Linked DNA regions of Mus musculus: region 2 is linked to region 1. A link is a contact called in ENCODE POLR2A ChIA-PET data. All regions are on one chromosome and are shown on one strand. Each heading gives the region's core, a stretch centred on a gene start or an enhancer-like site at or near the end of the contact. The rest is flanking DNA. Distances are from core to core; before and after follow the strand shown.

Region 1 (6,415 bases), core at 1,842-4,341:
TTTTGAGAGGCATCTTCCAGACTTGCAACACCCTGTTCAGAATCCAGGCTCATCTTTAGATGGTGGTCCCCACCTAGTGGGCACTGGGTGATATCTATACACACATGTGGTAAAATGACCTGGGGTGTCCCTGGAGTGGAGTAAGCAGACCTACGACTCTGCTAAGCATTCTGTAAAGCCCAGCAATACACCCCAAAGAAAGATCCGATCTACAGTACTGAGAAACCATCCTGGAAGTTTCTGAGGAAGCCCCTGCTCCTGGGAGCCTATAGATGCTCCACTGCCCACTTGTTCCCAGGCACTCACCGGAGGCGCACTGTAGCTGGCATGGGGGTTGTTCTGGATCTCCCAGAGCCCCTCATTGAAGCCTTTCCTCTTGTTGGGCTTTCCGTACTTGTCCTTGCACTTATCATAGGGGAACAGGTCCTTGGGTCCCAGGAAGGCCCTGGAGGTAAGAACCATAGGCCAGTTCCAGGTGAGCCAGGTCACCCTGGGAAAAAAGCCAGTCTGTGGGTGAACACTGAAAACCTGGAGGGGACACTTACGTTTCATGCGTTCCAAAGAAGAAGATGGGGTATTTGTTGGGTGGGGGCTTCACGGCACCATCAGCAATGTCATCAATCTGTAGTGTGAGGCAGGCTGGTCAGAGGGCTTCAGGTGTAGGCCAAGAGGCAGCTTTATCCAGACCCAGTTACCATCCAGTTACTTAGGGGGGTTTGGGGTGGGGGGAGGCACACCATGGGAAGACACAGCACCTTCCAAACACAAGTCTAGAGATCTGAACTCAGGTCCACTAAGCTATACATTATCTCCTTAGCCCCTTAATTTGGAATTAATGTTTTTCCTTTTAGACAGTCTCACTATGTAGCCTGGCTGTCCTCAAACTATGTAGACAAAGGTGGCCTGGTACTTGTCTCTGTCTCCTCAGCAATGGGGATTGGGATTGAAGGTAAGTACAACCATGCCTGGCTATGAAACCTGCACACTTATGTGCATCCTACTAACCTGTCTGCTACCCACAGTGATTATCTTTCCACCAAGAAGAAAGCTGGGCCCCCATACAGGTACTTAGGCCGAGCCAGGTCCAGTATAGTCCCCTGAAGCCCCTGGGGTGGGCCTAGGTTCAGCTTCTCCCCACTCCCGGGACTAGCCAATGACTGCCCCTCCTGGAAAAAAGGCCCAGTCTGTTCTTGTCCCAGAGGTAAATCTGGCAGCAACAGGGATGGAGATTTGGGGGAATGAGGTGGAGTGCTGAAGGAGCCAGGCCCAGAGCAACCCGGAAGTCCCACCCTCTTTGTGAAAGCCCATGGGTTCCAGCAGCTGTCAGTCACCTTCCCACAGGATGCTAGTAGCCCCTTCCCCTCCAATCAGGTGCTTGGAACTGTTCTCTCAGTGCTGGAGAAGGCTGGGAAGGGGGAAGGGACAAGAGCTTCATAGAGAGCAGAGGTAGACTAGTGAGGGCAGTGGCCAATGTAAAGTTTTGCTCCCCAGTCACCCCACTCACAGTGGGATTTCCCAGTGTTTAGCCACCCACCTCATCAACGCCGGGGGATGGCTGGATCCTCCCTAGCCTGCTCCTCAAACTCTGGTCCCTGGTGGCTGGATGCAGGATACCAGATGCAGAAGCATCCTCAAACCTGCCCTGCCGAGCCCTGCCAGGCTGCTTCTCCCAACGGTCCCACACCTCAGGAACTTATGGGGCCCTCTGGTCCTGACCTCTAGGAGTTACCTCCTGGGCTGGTTCCTGTTGAGCTTGCTCTTTGGCATCCCCATGGTAACTCCCTGCCGTATGGTCTTCCATTCCCACCCCCATGCAGACACAGCCAATCTAGCCTCTGTACTAAGACCTAGAGGCAACAAAACTCTGTTTCTATGCAACTGAACATGTGCACCAGGACTTGCAACGCTAGCCACCATCTGCACAACAAAAATTCCTTCAGTCCTGACACATGGATGCAGCTAACTTCAGCCCTGGAGTGATCTCTGTCCCAAGTCCTGGGGGCAGCAGAAGCCTTTGGGTCTCCGTGTATGTGCCAATTTTTGCCAGGGCCAGAATTCTACCACCTGCGCACCCAGGCTCTAAAAATCTACACTGCTTGACTCCAGCTTTCTCAAACAGGAAACCTCAAAGCCTCCTACCTCCAGCTTGAAGCTGCCTGTTCTCAGGTAAGCTACATACAGCCCACTGAATCCCTTTAAGGGCCGGACTCCAGGTCCCCAGAAAAGCTTTCTTCCAACCCTTGCCCTCATTTAGGTCATAGAGATAAGGTCCCTTTCCTTCCGCTGTATCCCGCTCCCCCATCCATCACGCGCAGCCTCTCTGGAAGAGACTCTTCCCATCATTTGACCCTTCCACTCCAATCCCAACGTGCCCATGTACCCTTTGAGCCCCACTACATCCCTCAGGCTCCACGACCCTGGGATCCCCTAAACGCATTTCTGACCTCTGGTACATTGGTCTCTCAGGCCCTGGACACCAAACCAAGTGACACAGGTTCCGGAGGAGGTCAAGGCTAGCACCACGGCCGTTCTCTGCAGGACTGTGGGTCTCTGAGACTCAGGACCTCACCATGCAGGTTACTCAGACCAAAACATTGCCACACCTCAATTCCAAAGGACCACGGGTCAGAGCCAGGATCCGGAACAGCGGAACACAAGTCCCTCAGACCAGGGACCTCCCCGAAGACGCACCAGACCCCAGGCACTGTGGTCCCGGAGGAAGGAGATTCCTCAACTCCAGAAAACCACAGTGCAGTCACCTGAGCCAGCAGCCCCAACCTCTCCTCAGCCTCCATTCCAGCCTCCCCGCGCGCGCCCGCCCGCCCGCCCGCCCGCGGCCCCTCTGCTCGGGGCCGCCAACTCCGCCGGGCCCGTCCACTCCACGCGCGGCCTCACCCGGGCCGGCCAGTGCGGGTAGCCCTTCATCTTGGCAAACACCAAGTCCCCGGGCTTGAAGGCGTGCGGCATGCTGTCGGCGGAGGCCCAGGCCGCGGGAAGCAGCAACGGCGGTGAGAGGCGAAGTCAGAGGCGGGAGTCGGACGCCTGAGGGGCGGAGGCGTCCGCACGGGCCGCCGGCCGGCGTCTACTTATTGGGTTCAGCACGACCGGAAGTCCCGCCCTCCCTTGGCTAGGGGCCGCCGTCGCCGTCGCTCATGACCACAGAGACGCGCGCGGGCCAATAAAGGGAGGGGTTGGATCAGAGCTAGTTAACGGGATTGGATAACGGAGCAGAAGCCAAGGGCGTGGACTAGGAGCCAGTGGGTGGGGCGGAGGGTGTCGGAGGTAAAAGACGAAAGGTTTAAGCGGCTACTGGGTGGAGCCTAGAGAGGAATGATGGGCGGGGCTTAGGTTGGGGATCGCTCAGGGGCGTGGCTCGCAGTCAGGATGTGGGGCGGGGTGAAGGGCATTAGACGAATTAGACGCAAAACGGACAGGGGCTTGACAGGGGCGTGGCTTAAGAGCTGCATGAGGCAGTGGCCTGTGGGTGAAAGGAAGACTGAAACTAATGACAAGCAGTGATGGGGCGGGGCCTAGCGAGGCCGGAACATACATAACAGTACTGAACAGGCCTTTGGACTCGGCCAGACGAAATATAAACAACCAATCAGCGTAGAAGACGGATTAACGACAGCCTTCCAAAAGGGCATCAGTGCAACTATGAAGCCCATTGGCTATAGCTCGACCAATGGCTGGACATGAAGACAAGTTCCACAGAACTCAGCAAACTCCCGCCAGGAGTTGGCAGAGGAAGGGGCGGTGATCAAGAAAGGTCAGGGCTGAGAAGGGGGCGGGACAGAGCTCACTTGTTTACTTTCATTATTTAAAATTTTTTTCTTTTTTTGTTGTCTATAATACATTACATATTTTCACTTTATACTTACAGCACCTTTATACTTTGACATTTTGCATTTTAATTATTCTTTTTGTTGTTGTTTTTTTGAGACAGGGTTTCTCTGTGTAGCCCTGGCTGTCCTGGAACTCACTCTGTGGACCAGGCTGGCCTGGACCTCAGAAATCCGCCTGCCTCTGCCTCCCAAGTGCTGGGATTAAAGGCGTGCGCCATCACTGCCCAGCCATTTTAATTATTCTTAATTTTATTTGGAGACAGGGTCTCACTCTGCTGTCCTCACTGGTGAGTGGGGGGTGGGGACAACTCCTTATATAGACCAGACTGGCTTCGAACTCACAGATGTACTCTTGCCTCTGTCTCCCCAGCTCTGGATCAAACATGTGTGCCACCGTGCCCTGCCTTAAAAATCTGTGTGCTGCCGGGCAGTGGTGGCTCACGCCTTTAATCCCAGCACTTGGGAGGCAGAGGCAGGCAGATTTCTGAGTTCGAAGCCAGCCCGGTCTACAGAGTGAGTTCCAGGACAGCCAAGGCTATACAGAGAAACCCTGCCTCGAAAAACAAAAACAAAACAAAACAAAACAAATCTGCGTGCTATGTGTGGGCATGCACGCACATGCTACAGCGTGTGTAGAAATCAGAGGACAGCTTTGTGGAGCCCACCACTCATTTTTTTTTCACCTGAGGCTTACGGGGAAAGTAATTCACTCGATGAGCCATTTCACTAGCCATATTTACTTTACTTAAATGTATACTGATCTTAGTAGTTGTTTATTTTTATGACTGGGTCTTAGCCCAGACTACTTTCTGAATAGCTATGTACCCAAGGCTAAATTTGAACTTTTGATCTCCTGACTTTATTTCCCAAAGGCTTATGTGGTGGTGGGGATGGAATCTGGGTGTTTTGCATGCTAGAGAAGATGAGCTTTTCTCTAAGCCCCATTCCCATGATGCTTATTTCTCTTATTGACAGTGTTGATTACCTACTGTACTTAATGTCACAAACTATTCCATGCTGAGTAAAAAATACATTGGATACCAAGTGTCTCAATTTCCCTAGCTGTAAAATAGGGTCCATAATGAACCATGTCCAATGGGGCCAGGAAGGGTTAGTGACTTCCCTATCTTTTTAAAGTTTTTTTTTAAAGATTTATTATTATACATAAGTACACTGTAGCTGTGTTCAAACATGCCAGAAGAGGGCATCAGATCTCATTACGGGTGGTTGTGAGCCACCATGTGGTTGCTGGGATTTGAATTCAGGACCTTCGGGAGAGCAGTCAAGTGCTCCTACCCCACTGAGCCGTCTCACCAGCACGTGACTTCCGTATCTTGGACTGTGTCTGGTCCTTGGGGTTCCTGGAGCTTCCACTTTATGTGGACTCACACATAAAGAACTGTTTGTATTCTTGTGGGTTTTTTTTTAATCTATGTATGATCTCAAAGGAAAACTAATAAAGGTGGCATGTCTAGGCTGTAGGGACGTCTCAGGACCTAAAAAATTGACAGAGAACTGGCTCACTTAAGCCTGTCCTCCCAGTATTCAGGAGGGAAGCATGAGAATTGCCCAGAATTCTGGGAGGTAGAGATGAAGGATGGCTGGCTAGGGTTTGTGTCCTGCCTAGCTCTAGGTTCAGGGAGAGACCCTGTCTCAAAGGAATAAAGCTCCTTCTTGGTTCTCTGGCTGCCTTCCCGCTGACATATATAGTGGGGAACTTGGTGGTGTACACCTATGATCTCAGTACTCAGGAGGTAGGGACAGGTAGATCTCTGTGAGTTCAAGGCCATTTTGGTCTCCATAGTAAAACGCAAGTCTACAAATTAAAAAACAAACAAACAAAAACAAACAAACAAAAAACCCCACAATCTATCTTTTTCTTTCTTTCTTTCTTTCTTTCTTTCTTTCTTTCTTTCTTTCTCTCTCTCTCTCTGTCTTTTCTTTCTCAAGAAACTGGAACTCAATCTATAGACCAGGTTCTGCCTGCCTCTGCCTCCTGAGTGCTGGGATTTAAAGGAATGTGCCACCAGTGACTGGCTCCCCCCCGCCCCCCGCCAAAGGACTAAAATACCATGTCTTGGAACATTTTATTTATTTAAAAGATTTATTTATTATATGTAAGTACACTGTAGCTGTCTTCAGACATTCCAAAAGAGGGCATCAGATCTCATTACGGATGGTTGTGAGCCACCATGTGGTTGCCGGGGGATTTGAACTCAGGACCTTTGGAAGAGCAGTCAGTGCTCTTTACCCACTGAGCCATCTCACCAGCCCTGGAACATTTATTAAACATTTCCTGGCTGCCTTTTTTTTTTTTTTTAAGATTTATTTGTTGGCGGGCATGGTGGCGCACGCCTTTAATCCCAGCACTCGGGAGGCAGAGGCAGGTGGATTTCTGAGTTCGAGGCCAGCCTGGTCTACAAAATGAGTTCCAGGACAGCCAGGGCTATCCAGAGAAACCCTGTCTCTCAAAACAACAACAACAACAACAAAAAGGTTTGTTGGGGCTGGTGAGATGGCTCAACGGTTAAGAGCACTGACTGCTCTTCCAAAGGTCCTGAGTTCAAATC
Region 2 (6,372 bases), core at 314-2,813, 590 kb before region 1:
TAGACCTCTGGGGGCTAGAGAGATGGCTAAGCAGTTAAGAGTACTGACTGCTCTTTCAGGGGTCCTGAGTTCAATTCCTAGCAACCACATGGTGGCTCACAACTACTGTAATGGGATCCTATGTACTCTTCTGGTATGTGTCTGAAGACAGCTCCAGTGTACTTAGATAAATAAAAATAAATAAATCTAAAAAACAAAAAACAAAAAAAACAGACCCTGAAGTCCCCAAACTGAACCCTGGAGGAGCCCCGAAGGGGCCACCACTGGGTGTCAAGCATCAGGCTGACTGAGAAAGTGTTACATCCCAGAGTGCTCAGGGAGTCAGGGCCACGGGGCAAAAGGGGGTGTGGAAGCAATTAGTATATCAGTGCTCAACCTGTGGGTTGCCACCCCTTTGGCAAATGTCTAAATAGGAAATCCAGAAACATTTACATTACCATTCATAACAGTAGCAAAGCTAGTTATGAAGAAGTAACAAAAATAATTTTATGGTTGGGGTCACCACAATGAGGAACTATATTTAAGGGTCACGGCATTAAGAAGATTGAGAACCACTGAATTAGGAAATACAGATCAGGTGGCCAAGCCTAAATCAGGGGATGTAAGCTGCACTCCAAAGGACTCTGAAGACTGGTAGGAAGAGACGTGCAGGTTCTGCAACAACTGGGTAGTCCTACCATATTCAAACCCCTTAAATGGGATGTCGACTCCAGAGGGGAGGTTTCACGGTGTCAAAAATAAAAACGGGATGTGAAGAAGCAGTTAGGAGTTTCAAGATCAGATGGCCAGGCCTAAATGGGGGGCATCAAGTGCACCTCAAAGGACCTGGAGCCCTGTGGCGGGAATAGGGGCGCCCGGTCCGGGTTTAAGCAGACCTCGGGGTGTAAGCTACAGGTCGGGGTGGCCGAGCACCTTCGCGGGATGAAGGAGAGCCGGACCTGAGCCTGAGGCTATGCCGGGGAAGGAGGCCCAGGCCCCAGGCGAGGGAAGCGGGGAAGGGAGCGTGGCGGGCTGGGCCCGCGAGCAGGCTCGGAGGTCTCGCCCGCCTCGTTCGAGGCCGCGGAGCCGCGTCTCAAGGCCCGTTGGGCTCCCCGGGCGGCCTGCGAGGCCGGAAGGCGTGGGGTGGGGGTGGGGGGTGGGAGGCGGTCGCGGCGCGGCCGAGGAGCCTCGAGGTCGGGAGGAGGCAGAAGCCGGGGCTGCCGCGAGGAACCCGGCCGGGGACCAGACTCCACGGTAGGGGGGCCCGCTGGGTGCCCAGACCGGGTGAGGCCGAACTCCCACAACCTGAAGCGCTCGCCCTTCGACTCTGGGGCTCCCTTGACTTCCCGCCCCGCGCCCGCCTGCCGCCAGCTGGCCCCCGGCGGCGCCTCCCCTACCTTCGTTCGCCAGGTCCGCCATTTTACTTCCTTAAGCCCTCCCACAAGGCCCCGCGCCCGGCCCCCGGGCTCCGAGGGCTTTCTGCTGGGAGAGTTCTGCGCCTGCGCATCCCATAAGCCAGCGCCGGTGTGAGGAGGAGGGAAGCTCGCACCCGCTAGAGCTCCGGCCGCGCGCCTGCGCAGTAACGGCTCTCCGCCCGCCTCTTCCCGCCCGCAAAGGGAAGAGGGTGTGGCTAGCGTGGCACGCATGCGCACAGGCAGCGCCAGTTTGCTATTGGTCCTGAGCTCCTAGCATTGGCAGCATGTTAAGGAGGTGGGGGGGGGGGAGGAGGATGGCCGAGCCCCACGCATGCGCAGGAGAGACGTGCCGCTGCTTGCTGTCCTGACTGCCATCCCGCCACTTTCTCTGTTTGTTTCTCTGGCGTGAGCCTAGGTAGGCTTTTTAGCGATTCCGCGTACAGGAAGGAGTGGCCCATGTCCCTGAATCAGAAGCCAGGCCCTTTCACACAGCTTTCCTATGGCTATTTGGGGTGGTTGAGGAAGAGGCAAAGTCAGAGGTCACCCTAGATTTCAAACACAGGATGTCCTAATAAAACTAGACTCTTAACCTCTCTGGGCATTAGACTTGGCATTGGTGCGCACGCCTTTAATCCCAGCACTCAGGCAGACGCAAGAGGATCTCCGTTTGAGAGCAGCCTGGTCCAGGGCTACACAGACTATGTCTTGAAAACAAACAAACAATAAGTAATAAGAAAAGATGTATTTGTGTATGAGTGCTATGTGTGTGCAGTGCCTACAAAAGGCTAAAAAAGGAAAGGCTATCCTGGAACTGGACTGTGGGTGACCGGTCTAAGCCAACTATGTGGGTGCTAAGAACTCAGGCCAGGCGTGGTGGCGTACGCCTTTAATCCCAGCACTCGGGAGGCAGAGGCAGGCGGATTTCTGAGTTCGAGGGCAGTCTGGTCTACAGAGTGAGTTCCAGGACAGCCAGGGCTATACAGAGAAACCCTGTCTGGAAAAAAGAAAGAAAGAGAGAGAGAGAGAGAGAGAGAGAGAGAGAGAGAGAGAGAGAGAGAGAGAGAGAAGAAGAAGAAGAAGAAGAAGTAAGGAAGAAAGAAAGGAAGGGAGAATGGAAAACCAAACCTATATTCACCTTTGCATACTGACAAGACACCTGAAAGCAGCTACTACGTATTTTAAATCTGGGTATACTCCTATAGATCTGTGAGATAGGGAGACACTGTCACAGTGTAGTCCAGTCTGGTCTTGAACTCAAAATTCTCCTGCCTCATCTTCCCAAGTGCTGGGGCCACAGATATAGAACTCACTCTTGCCGGGCGTGGTGGCACATGCCTTTAATCCCAGCACTTGGGAGGCAGAGGCAGGCAGATCTCTGAGTTCGAGGCCAGCCTGGTCTACAGAGTGAGTTCCAGGACAGCCAGGGCTACACAGAGAAACCCTGTCTCGAAAAAAAAAAAAAAAAAAAAAGAGCTCACTCACACTTTCTTTCTCCCCCCCCACCCCCAGTTTTGAGTATTTTATGTAGCCCAGACTGCCCTCGAAATGGCTTTGTAGATGAGGGTGCCCATGTACTTCTGATCCTCCTGCCGGCACAGCCAGAAAGTTAGGCTAACATATGTCACCATCATACCCAGGTTCAATGGTTTTGGTTTTGGTTTTTGGTTTTTAGTTTTGAAAGAGAGTGTCATTACATAGCTCAGGCTGGTCTGGAGTTTTCAGTAATCCCCCTGCCTCAGCTTCCAACTCCTGGGAACATGAATGTGTGCATACAACGCAACCTTCTGTCTCCCTGGTGTATGTGGTGAGTGTGGATGTATGTGCACAGCAAGTGTACATGAAGAAGTAGGGGGGTTGGGGATCCTGCTCTATGTGTCTGCTTTATTCACTTCAGACAGCCTCCCTCACTCAACCTGGAGCTACACTGGGCTAGGGTCACAGGCCCTCCTAGCCATCCTGGCTTCTCACGTGGGTGCTGGGATTTGAACTCCTGTCCAAATGCTTTACCAGTCAAGCCATTGCTCCAGGTCTTCTCAGTCCCCTTTTCCCCTGTGGACCTCCCTGTCTGACCCTGTGACCTTCCATCACTATGATGTTTTCCTGAGTGCTGTATGAGCCTTGCACAGTGACTCAGTGTCTCTATGTTATCACAGAACTTAATACCAGCACCCAGGAGGGAGGGGCAGGTGCATCTCTGTGAGATGGAGTCCAACCTGATCTACAGAGTAAGACCCTATTTCAAACAAACAAAAGAAACCAATAAACTCCTAAACTTGTTAAACTAGTGGACCTCAAACTTCGTAATAGTGCAACCTTTTAGTACAGCTCCTCATGGTGTGGTGATCCCCAGCCATAAAAGCATTTCCTTGCTACCTCATAACTGTAAGTTTTCCACGATTCTGAATCATAAGGTAAATAGTTGATGTGTGACCCTCAAATGGGGGAACCATGTGAGAACCACTGCCCCAAGCCATAACAGAAAGATCTTTGTAAACTGAACAAGGAAACAGGTTATTATACAGCTCAAGGGTTCTGCACACTGGTTGCTCTTGCAGAGATCCCGAGTTCTCTCCCCAGCACCCACATCAGGCAATGCACAAGATCCTGTAAGCCCAGCTCCCAGGGTTGTGATGGCCTCTCGTGGCCTCCCTAAGAACTGTGTTTACATGCACAAACCCGCGTACAGACACACAGACATCCACATGGAATAAAATAATAAAATTTTTATTTTAAAATTATTTTCTGGGCTGGTGAGATGGCTCAGTGGGTAAGAGCACCCGACTACTCTTCCGAAGGTCCAGAGTTCAAATCCCAGCAACCACATGGTGGCTCATAACCATCCCTAACGAGATCTGACTCCCTCTTCTGGAGTGTCTGAAGACAGCTACAGTGTACTTACATATAATCAATAAAATAAATCTTTAAAAAAAATTATTTTCTAAAATTTAAATTTTAAAAATTAAAAGAAAAAAGAATGTACTTTAAATACTACTAGCTTCCTACTCTGGTCACTGGGGTACAAGTGGTCAGGCGTGGTACCTTCTCCCTCCAGGGAGATCCCCAGCCATACAGTACCCAGGAGTAAATTAGAATTGAAAATTAACAACGGTGCTGCCATCCCTGTGGCTCTGTGTCAGTAAATCTCTGTACAGTCTGAAGCTATGTCACACGTCATGTTCTGCGACGCCTTGTGACCAACTGCATAGAATCCAGCAGTGGCTTTTTGAGGGACATCCGGAGACTCAGGAGCTCTGGACCCAGAAGGCTAGGTTTACACTATGAGTTGATTCTGCTGTGGGGGGCTGGTGGCCTTCTATCCCTCAGCCTTCAGTTCCACTCAGCCAGAATTCCAGGAAATAATCCTTGGTGACTGAGAACTGTGTGTATCGGGGATTGAAATCTGGGCTGTAGCAGAGTCGGCCGTACAGTCACACAGAGTGCACAAGGCCAGGCTTCCATCTGCAGCACCGCATAAAACACACGCTTGTCATCCCAGCACCGGCATGCAAGGTAGGAGGAGTAGGGGTTCAAGGTCAACCTCAACTACACAGTGAGTTTAAGGTCAGAATGAGTTCCATGACTTCAAATATAAAATAAGAAAATAAGAAAGGGCCGACCAGTGGTGGCACACACCTTTAATCCCAGCACATGGGAAGCAGAGGGAGGCAGATTTCTGAGTTCAAGGCCAGCCTGGTCTACAGAGTGAGTTCCAGGGATACACAGAGAAACCCTGTTTTGAAAAACAGAGAGAGAGAGAGAGAGAGAGAGAAGAAGAAGAAGCAGAAGCAGGAGAAGGAGAAGGAGAAGGAGAAGGAGAAGGAGAAGGAGAAGAAGAAGAAGAAGAAGAAGAAGAAGAAGAAGAAGAAGAAGAAGAAGAAGAAGAAGAAAGAGAAGTTCTTTGGCCCACTTCTCATCCAGAAATAGGGGTCCATTTCATCTCGACTAGGACATGTGTTAATCAAAACCAACGTAGCTTGTCTTCAGTGGAAGTATATAGCAGTTCCTACAGGGGACAGGAACACAGCTTCCCTTCCTTTGAGAGTAGGTTTGTCGTATTATTATTATTAATTATTTTGAGCCAGGGACTCATGCAGCCCAGGCTGGCCTCGCATCACTCCCTATGCAGTCGAAGATAACCTTACCCTTTGACCTGCTGTCCCAGTTCCCGAGCTGGGTTGTGAGGTGCATGTATGCCTTTACTGCCATGCGCTGGTTGGTTGTATTTCTGACACAGGATTTCACTCTAGCCCAGGCTAGCACAAATTTGTGGGAGATCCTCCTACCTCTCTTTGTCTTGTACTGGATATGTGGACAGAACCTGTGGCGCCTCGAGACCCCCAAATCCAAACTTGAAAGAGGTTTTGCACAGTGGCCACTGGGGGGCAGCAGAGGACTGCGATGTCAGAGCCAGCGGGTGCTTGTGCGTGAATGCCCGCCCATGAGTGTGCGTGCGCGTCAATGAGGATCCAAAGGTCCATCAGGTGTCTTCCTCACTTTACCCAACGGTACCCCTGCGCCCTGTCCTGCAATCCCGGCGCCGTCGTGTGCCGCCATGCACCCCGGCCCAGCAGCGCTGCTGTTCAGCTGTTGAGGGGAACAAACTGCAGACTTGGGATCACCCTTTCCGCACTGAGCCGGCTTCCCAGTTCTTGAAGTCACAGACCCTGCACCCGGCTTCTTTGTGGATTCTGGGGAGCTGAACTCATGTCCTCAAGCTTGCATGCAGAGGCCCTGCCCAGGACTTGTAGGTCGTCTGGGCGACATCTCCTAGTGCTCTGGTCGCCAGCACCAAGAGCTGTGCGGTGTTTAAAGGGCTCCCTCATTCCGCGGAGAGCTTCCTGGACCCGAGAGTCCCACAGGACAAGGGTGCACTGTTCAAGGGAGGAGGAGGGGGAGAGGGAGGGAAGCAGGAGGAGAAGGAGGCTGCAGCGGCGGTAGCAGCAACAACAAGGGTCAGTTCAGTCTTGGGACTGGGAAT

The links. ChIA-PET counts read pairs that join two places held with the same protein, here RNA polymerase II (POLR2A).
Region 2: POLR2A ChIA-PET joins it to region 1 with 11 read pairs in embryonic stem cell. The contact joins the promoter of Ranbp3 here to the promoter of Hdgfl2 in region 1. POLR2A ChIA-PET finds 5 or more read pairs at or near these places in 2 of 5 experiments (Patski and embryonic stem cell).

Annotation. Positions count from the first base shown.
Region 1 is chr17:56,076,307-56,082,721 of GRCm38, reverse strand. Hdgfl2 (HDGF like 2) reads right to left here and starts at 3,091. Exons shown (of 16, transcript NM_008233.4): 1 at 2,896-3,091; 2 at 546-622; 3 at 307-445. The coding sequence starts at 2,967. It also overlaps a transcript of Ubxn6 not described here.
Region 2 is chr17:56,668,416-56,674,787 of GRCm38, reverse strand. Ranbp3 (RAN binding protein 3) reads right to left here and starts at 1,563. Exons shown (of 17, transcript NM_001252466.1): 1 at 1,377-1,563. The coding sequence starts at 1,398.